Regions from separate parts of the Homo sapiens genome. Here region 1 is linked to region 2. Evidence: chromatin contacts called from ENCODE Hi-C data. All regions are on one chromosome and are shown on one strand. Each heading gives the region's core, a stretch centred on a gene start or an enhancer-like site at or near the end of the contact. The rest is flanking DNA. Distances are from core to core; before and after follow the strand shown. Region 1 holds the start of ALG10 (ALG10 alpha-1,2-glucosyltransferase). Region 2 has its middle 150 kb from the start of SYT10.

Region 1 (3,313 bases), core at 658-3,157, 430 kb after region 2:
AATGTAAATGTAAAGTTATTGGGACTAGTGAAACATTCAGTTCAGTATACATTGTAGATTATTTTAACCTATAAGGCTATGAAGTTATTTTATTACTCTTGGTCTGATTTTCTAATTCCTACACTTGGTTCTGACACTAATTTTTTATGTAATTTTAGGTAAATCATTCATTTTTTTAAAACCAACTTCTTTTATAACATGAAGTCAAGTAGATTATTAATAAAGATCCCTACCCATTCTAGAACCCCATATTTCCTTGAAACTTTCCATTTTATGTAAAGGGATGTGTGCAGCATGTATAGGAGTCAAATGTTTAACATAAACTATTGGTGGCAATTGTTATGAAGAAAAATGGAGAGCATAAATGTCTAGTCTTGTTCTACTCCCTTTAAAAACGACCCACTATTTCTAGGGTGGGTCAGTAAGCTGCAGAGTATATATAACACGATTTAGCAGGTCAACAGGTCAGGAGCTAATTACTTGTAGATCACATCAACCTCTTGAAGACTGAATCATCTGGAGATGTGTTACAAGTGACTTAAACAGATAAGTACAGCATGGACTCAACAATAAAATGGGAGATAATGGTTAAAACAAAGCTAAGCATCACATCAGAGTAGGATCCTCACATGACTTTATTCCAGTAATGTAAATGTTCCCATCCCAGCCCTCATTCACCACTACTTCCTCTTATCATTGAGGAAACAGGCAGAGACAGAATGGAAAGGCAGTCAGCTTAATTTAAGAAACTTTCTTAAGTTTAGAAATACTGAATTAGTTTTAACCCAGAAAAAGAGCTCAATTGAGAACTCTGAGGTTTGCAACCTTAAATCCCGCCTAAATTCTGATATATTCCTGCCAAAGGCAACCTGATTGAGGTTACCTGAGAAATAGTTTTTCTACAAAACATGGCCAACCATGCTCAAGACAAAATTACAACACATAATTTATCTTCGGCATTCTTCAAATTATTTACCTCATCTCCTGCCCCCAGCACCTAATCCCAGAATACAGGAATTTGATGATGTCTACACAGCCTATAAAAGTCCACAAATTTAAGTGCCTACTGTGTGAAAGCCATTTTGGGGACTACAAACATAAAGGATGTATAATGCCACCCACTAAGATGTTCACGCTTATGATTTAGTAGGAAAAACAGAAGGCTGCCTTACAGATATTAACAACCAAATTTACAGGCACACCTAAAACATCCCGAATTCTAAAATATATATGTATTTTCCAAATCCTACAGGGTAATATGACTATGAAAGTGCACTAGGAATGTCAATTTAACTAAATCCTCTGAGAGCATCCACATTTTGAAAGAGTTCTCTTTTAACCTAAACAAACAAACGAACAAACACTCCTCTCACTGAAGTTCATTCGGCATTGACGGGTCTCTGGTTCTTCAAGTTTTCATCTAAAACTCTCAGTCTTTGCTATCACAACCAACGCACCCTTCCTACACTCCAAAGTTGATGGAATGAAATGTCTTGGAATTGAGGGTTTAATTAATTCGGATCACTGGAGAGAAATAACAGAAATAACGGGGGAAAAAATGTGTCCATTTTAGGGCTTGGAATTGGAAACGTGGGGAAACGTCGCCACCTTCTGGTAAGTGATGGAAGTGAGCAGGAAAAAAGATCCAAGCTAAGAAGCGGCTTTTTTTTTTTTTTTTTTTTTTTTTTTTTTCTAAGCAGCAAGCCACGCACCTCCCGCGCTGGCGAAATCCGAGACCCGCCCCTTCCGGAAGTTTTGACACTTTGTGCGCCCCGGGCAATGCGATTGAGAGGGTAATCATCCGGTCCGTTATCTAAACCCGTCACTCCGGGAAACAGCGACCCGATCTTTCCGGATCCGCGCTCTCCCAGCATCCTTTGCCTTCCGGTATGTGGCCCCGTCTGGCTAGTCCCGCCTAGCGCGCCCATTTCGAGCCCAAGTTTCCAGCTCGGGTTTCCAGGCTCAGAATTTTCCAGGAGTAGGTTCTTGGGCAGTGGCTGTGGGAGCTGGAATGGCGCAGCTGGAAGGTTACTATTTCTCGGCCGCCTTGAGCTGTACCTTTTTAGTATCCTGCCTCCTCTTCTCCGCCTTCAGCCGGGCGTTGCGAGAGCCCTACATGGACGAGATCTTCCACCTGCCTCAGGCGCAGCGCTACTGTGAGGGCCATTTCTCCCTTTCCCAGGTGGGGTCCCCAACCTGTCCCCACCCCAGGAGAGGCCTGAGAGGTCCCAGCGTCCCCACGTCCTCCCATCCTTAGACTTCACTCGTCCTGTTCCACCCCCTCAAGCCTCAGAACATGAAAGAAACTGGGTATAGTCTTTTGTTCCTGTCTCTGAGATCTGTGAAATATTTATTAAATGAATGAATAAACAGCAGATCTGTCCTCCAGGAAGGAGTGATCTGGGAGAATACTCAACGGGGAACTGAGCCCTCCTCTTGGCAGCTGACGATATCGATCCCACTTTGTCTTTCCTTGTTTTAGGATTAAAGGCATTCGGGTGCTCCTTGGAAATACCAGAAAACTTTCCTTTAGCTCACCTGTCAAGCACCTCACTGTGCATTTTAGGGGTGGGATAGGGTGGACTGGAGGGATCTTCAGCTACCAAAAAGTGACAATTTATAATCACAAATTCCTTCCCTGGGTATTTTTAGTGAACTGTTAACTGGATAAACTGGCAACCAGTCAAGTCACATCATTTTTGAGTATATATTTGACTGTGCAAGTATGTACATATAAATATCAAAATAAGCATCCCCTGCTTCTCTGGTGACACAATATAGGGTACTGGCTAGAAATATAAAGTCTGTTTTAGAGAAAGATCTGATCTTAAATCTTGGTGCTGTGATTTACTAGTTTTGTGATCTTGGAGATGTTCTGAGTTTCAGAAATTCAGGTTACTCATCTGCAAAATGACAATAATCTTTACTATAGGGCATATTGTAACGTTAATACAGAGGGTTTGGCAACAATTTCTGTCTCAGTTTATGTTAGCTGTCATCATGGAGCCTGTGGTCCAAATGTTTTCCTAAACTTAAGAGTCCCAAACAATGTTTCCATGCTTTTAAAAACTGGAACATTTGCAGTTTATTTATCAAAATAAAGGCTTTTAAAGAACATTTCTTGGAAAATAGAAATAGATTTTAAGTTGTTGTTGTTTATTGGTTGCTGCTACCTGAACCATCACTAAGCTGGTCCGGGGGCAAAAAATAAGAAAAACGAATCCTGTTCTGCCAAGGACTTACTTAATCTTGTCATAGAATAACTTCTCAAAATTTCTGATTGTTGCTGGAGATGAGACTTGGGCTTGACATA
Region 2 (2,925 bases), core at 406-2,905:
GAATGAATAATGCTATTGGTTGAATTTTATGAATATCTTTATATTACTTTTTTAAAGTATTTGAGCCTTATTGTCAAGTATTCTTGGAGATTTGAATTTAAAGCAGACTATTTTAGGAGTACATCCTTAGAATTTCACCATTTCAAGCTCAGTTTTTTCAAGGGATTTGCTAGGCTGGCGTAGCTAAGGCCTGTTATGACCCCTTGTTCTTGTCTAATTGCTGTATATTTTATGTTTTCCTAAAACCACAGGGGTTTTGTCAGACTTTTGTTTGCTTTGGCTTATATATATGTAGCCTTGTCTCCTTCTATGCTTACCCAATGCTAGGACCCTATACGTAAATCCTTTTCCTACTTTTGGGATGTTTCATAATTCTGGTAATATTGACATAGATCAATTTTGTTGACCTTTTTTCTAGGTCCCTTCTGGGTAATCGGAATGTTTGGAAAATATTTATTAACATTACTGGCGACATCTGTATTTTTAACGTTAGCTTGATTTAGGAATTATAGACATTCAAGTTACGGCTGAACCTATGACCATGCAATCCAAACCCAAGAAACAAAAAATTATGTAATTAAGATTCAAAGAAATATGATGTAGTTCCTGATCTCAAGCAGTTTGTGAACTACTCAGAGGAAATGCAACAAATGCATGTGCACATACATAAGAAAAGAAAACATGAGTTGAATAACAACACAAAATTAAAAGATTATTAGAATTAATACAATATTGTTCCAGGTTAATTGCCAAATGAGGAATATAGGTATTAGACCCATAGATCAGGCATCTGACTATTTCTATGAATCAAGGCCAGGGTCTCTGAAAGTTAACAAGGTCTGCCCAAGTTCTCAGTAAGATTTACTAATGGATTGACTGAGATTGACTAATGTGTGAACTATGGGAAAGGCATACAACTTGGCCACTTTTATGCTCCTTTGTGGAGTAACATGATCTGCCCTAGGAAAAGGAGTGCTTTGGTGAGAGGATTCAAAATCCAGAATTAGTCATGATTAAATCACATTGTCGATTTTTTTTCTATATATGGTTTTTGAGTAATTTTAAAAGATCTGTCATTGTTGTCCTTGGTGATTACACATTCAGCAAATATTCTTTGAGTACCTATTATATATTGGTCAGCATGCCTAGTTTACAGGTATAATAGTGAACAAGATGGACATAATACTTGCTTTTATTAAGTATAAAGCCTGGGAAAAATTAGACATTAAGTGGTAACACTGAATCTAAATAATTTTTATAAATATGTAAAATTCCAATTCAGTAATTCAGCAAATATTTACTAAGCACCTGCTCTGAGTCTGTGGTTATGTTACCGGCTGCAGGGCCTATGTGACTTAGCTGGACCCCTACCCCGCTTTTGTTGCCCAAGGCAATGTCTACATGACATAGCTGAATTCCTATTACCGGCTGCAGGGCCTATGTGACTTAGCTGGACCCCTACCCCGCTTTTGTTGCCCAAGGCAATGTCTACATGACATAGCTGAATTCCTATTACCGGCTGCAGGGCCTATGTGACTTAGCTGGACCCCTACCCTGCTTTTGTTGCCCAAGGCAATGTCTACATGACACAGCTGAATTCCTACTCAGCCTTAACTTTGTTAGGAAACAGCATGTCTGTGATCAAAAGTTTATTCTTAGAACTAAACCAGTTGAAACTTGCGAAATCCATGTTGGCAGTTTGCTTGACCTCTGATGAATCTCTAGCTTCATTGTAATCCAATTTTCATGACAAATGACTCACCCCTGGATGCCTTGACAGTTGATAATCACCATGACAATGACCAGAAGAAATGAAAAAATGACAGAAAAGAGGCGACTCCTAGGAAATCTCCATTCCTTACCAAGAAAAGCATAAATATTCCCCTGCTTGCTTTTAATGCCCAGCCCCTTCACTGAAGATACCCTATATCTGTAACTCCCTGGTTCTCTCTCAGGAGGTGATAAGTTGATTTGAGAGCCACACTCCCACTTCTGCATTTTATGGCCATCAGATAAAGCCTGTACTGTCTAATGCTCACTTTCAGTTTCGTATACTTGCTTGTGACACTGAACAGGAAAAGGCCCATTTTGGGGGGTAACTGGGACCCCCTGGTAACAGTTAGAGTACATCAGAAATTTACCAAAAAAAAAAAAAAGACAAAGATCATTCTCTTCATGAAGCTTATATTTCTATTATGGGAAGGAAGTTAGAAAATTAAAAAAAGAAGTACTATCTGCTGGAAGCTGGGAATGCTATAGTGCAGCAGGTGTGTGTGTGTGGCACTAAAGTAGGGTGAAAGGAATGGACAATGAGCAGGAGTGGTGGACTGGTGGGGGTGGACCACTCTCTTAAATAGGGGCATGGTACAGCTTATTGAGAAAGTGACATTTGAGAAACAGGTGAGGAGTTAGCTATGTGGATATATAGCGGAAGAATAATCAAGCAGAGCGAACAAACGGTGCAGAAGCCATATGGTGGAAATTTGCTTAAGTATTTGAGAACAGCATTGTGGCTGGAGTAGAATAAACGAGGGGAAATTGGTTAGAGATAATGTCAAGAGAGGAGTAGTTCAGGCAGATGATGTAGATCCTAGTAGGCCATTGTGTGAAGAGGCATTGGAGAGTTTTGAGTAAAACAGAGACAAGATTTGAGTGTTGTAATCTGACATACATGGTGAAAGGACCAATCTGTCTGCTAAGCTCTGGCTTCACTTAGTGGGGTTGGGCTTATAAAAACAAGTTCTATTAGGAAACTATTGAAATCATTCATATAAGAAATGACAGTGGGTTGGAGCAGAGCAGTAATAGTGGAAACAATGGAAAACAATTAGACTCTGAATATATTTTAAATAGAAAACAAACAGGATTTTCTAACAGATTGGATATAGAGCATAAGAAAAAGAAGACTCAATTTTGTTTTGTCCT

Evidence for each region. Hi-C counts contacts between places; a loop is a spot of excess contacts on that map. Pooled maps may share reads with other maps.
Region 1: a map of PC-3 shows a loop between it and region 2 (6-fold over the local background). The contact joins the promoter of ALG10 here to the enhancer-like site in region 2. A Hi-C loop is called at or near these places in 1 of 168 maps with a recorded cell type or tissue (PC-3), 2 of 37 single-sample maps with no recorded cell type and 5 of 50 pooled maps.

The regions. Positions count from the first base shown.
Region 1 is chr12:34,020,589-34,023,901 of GRCh38, forward strand. ALG10 (ALG10 alpha-1,2-glucosyltransferase) reads left to right here and starts at 1,908. Exons shown (of 3, transcript NM_032834.4): 1 at 1,908-2,182. The coding sequence starts at 2,012. RefSeq lists silencers at 1,665-1,814, 1,728-1,914.
Region 2 is chr12:33,586,541-33,589,465 of GRCh38, forward strand. No RefSeq gene overlaps it. Among named protein-coding and RNA genes, the nearest start is that of SYT10, 150 kb to the left of the region's middle. RefSeq lists an enhancer at 1,068-1,988 and a cis regulatory region at 1,334-2,202. Within about 2 kb of position 1,656, at least 5 of the 41 ENCODE cell types and tissues checked have a DNase peak (open chromatin) inside an H3K27ac peak, as active enhancers do; they include PC-3, where a contact is called at or near this core.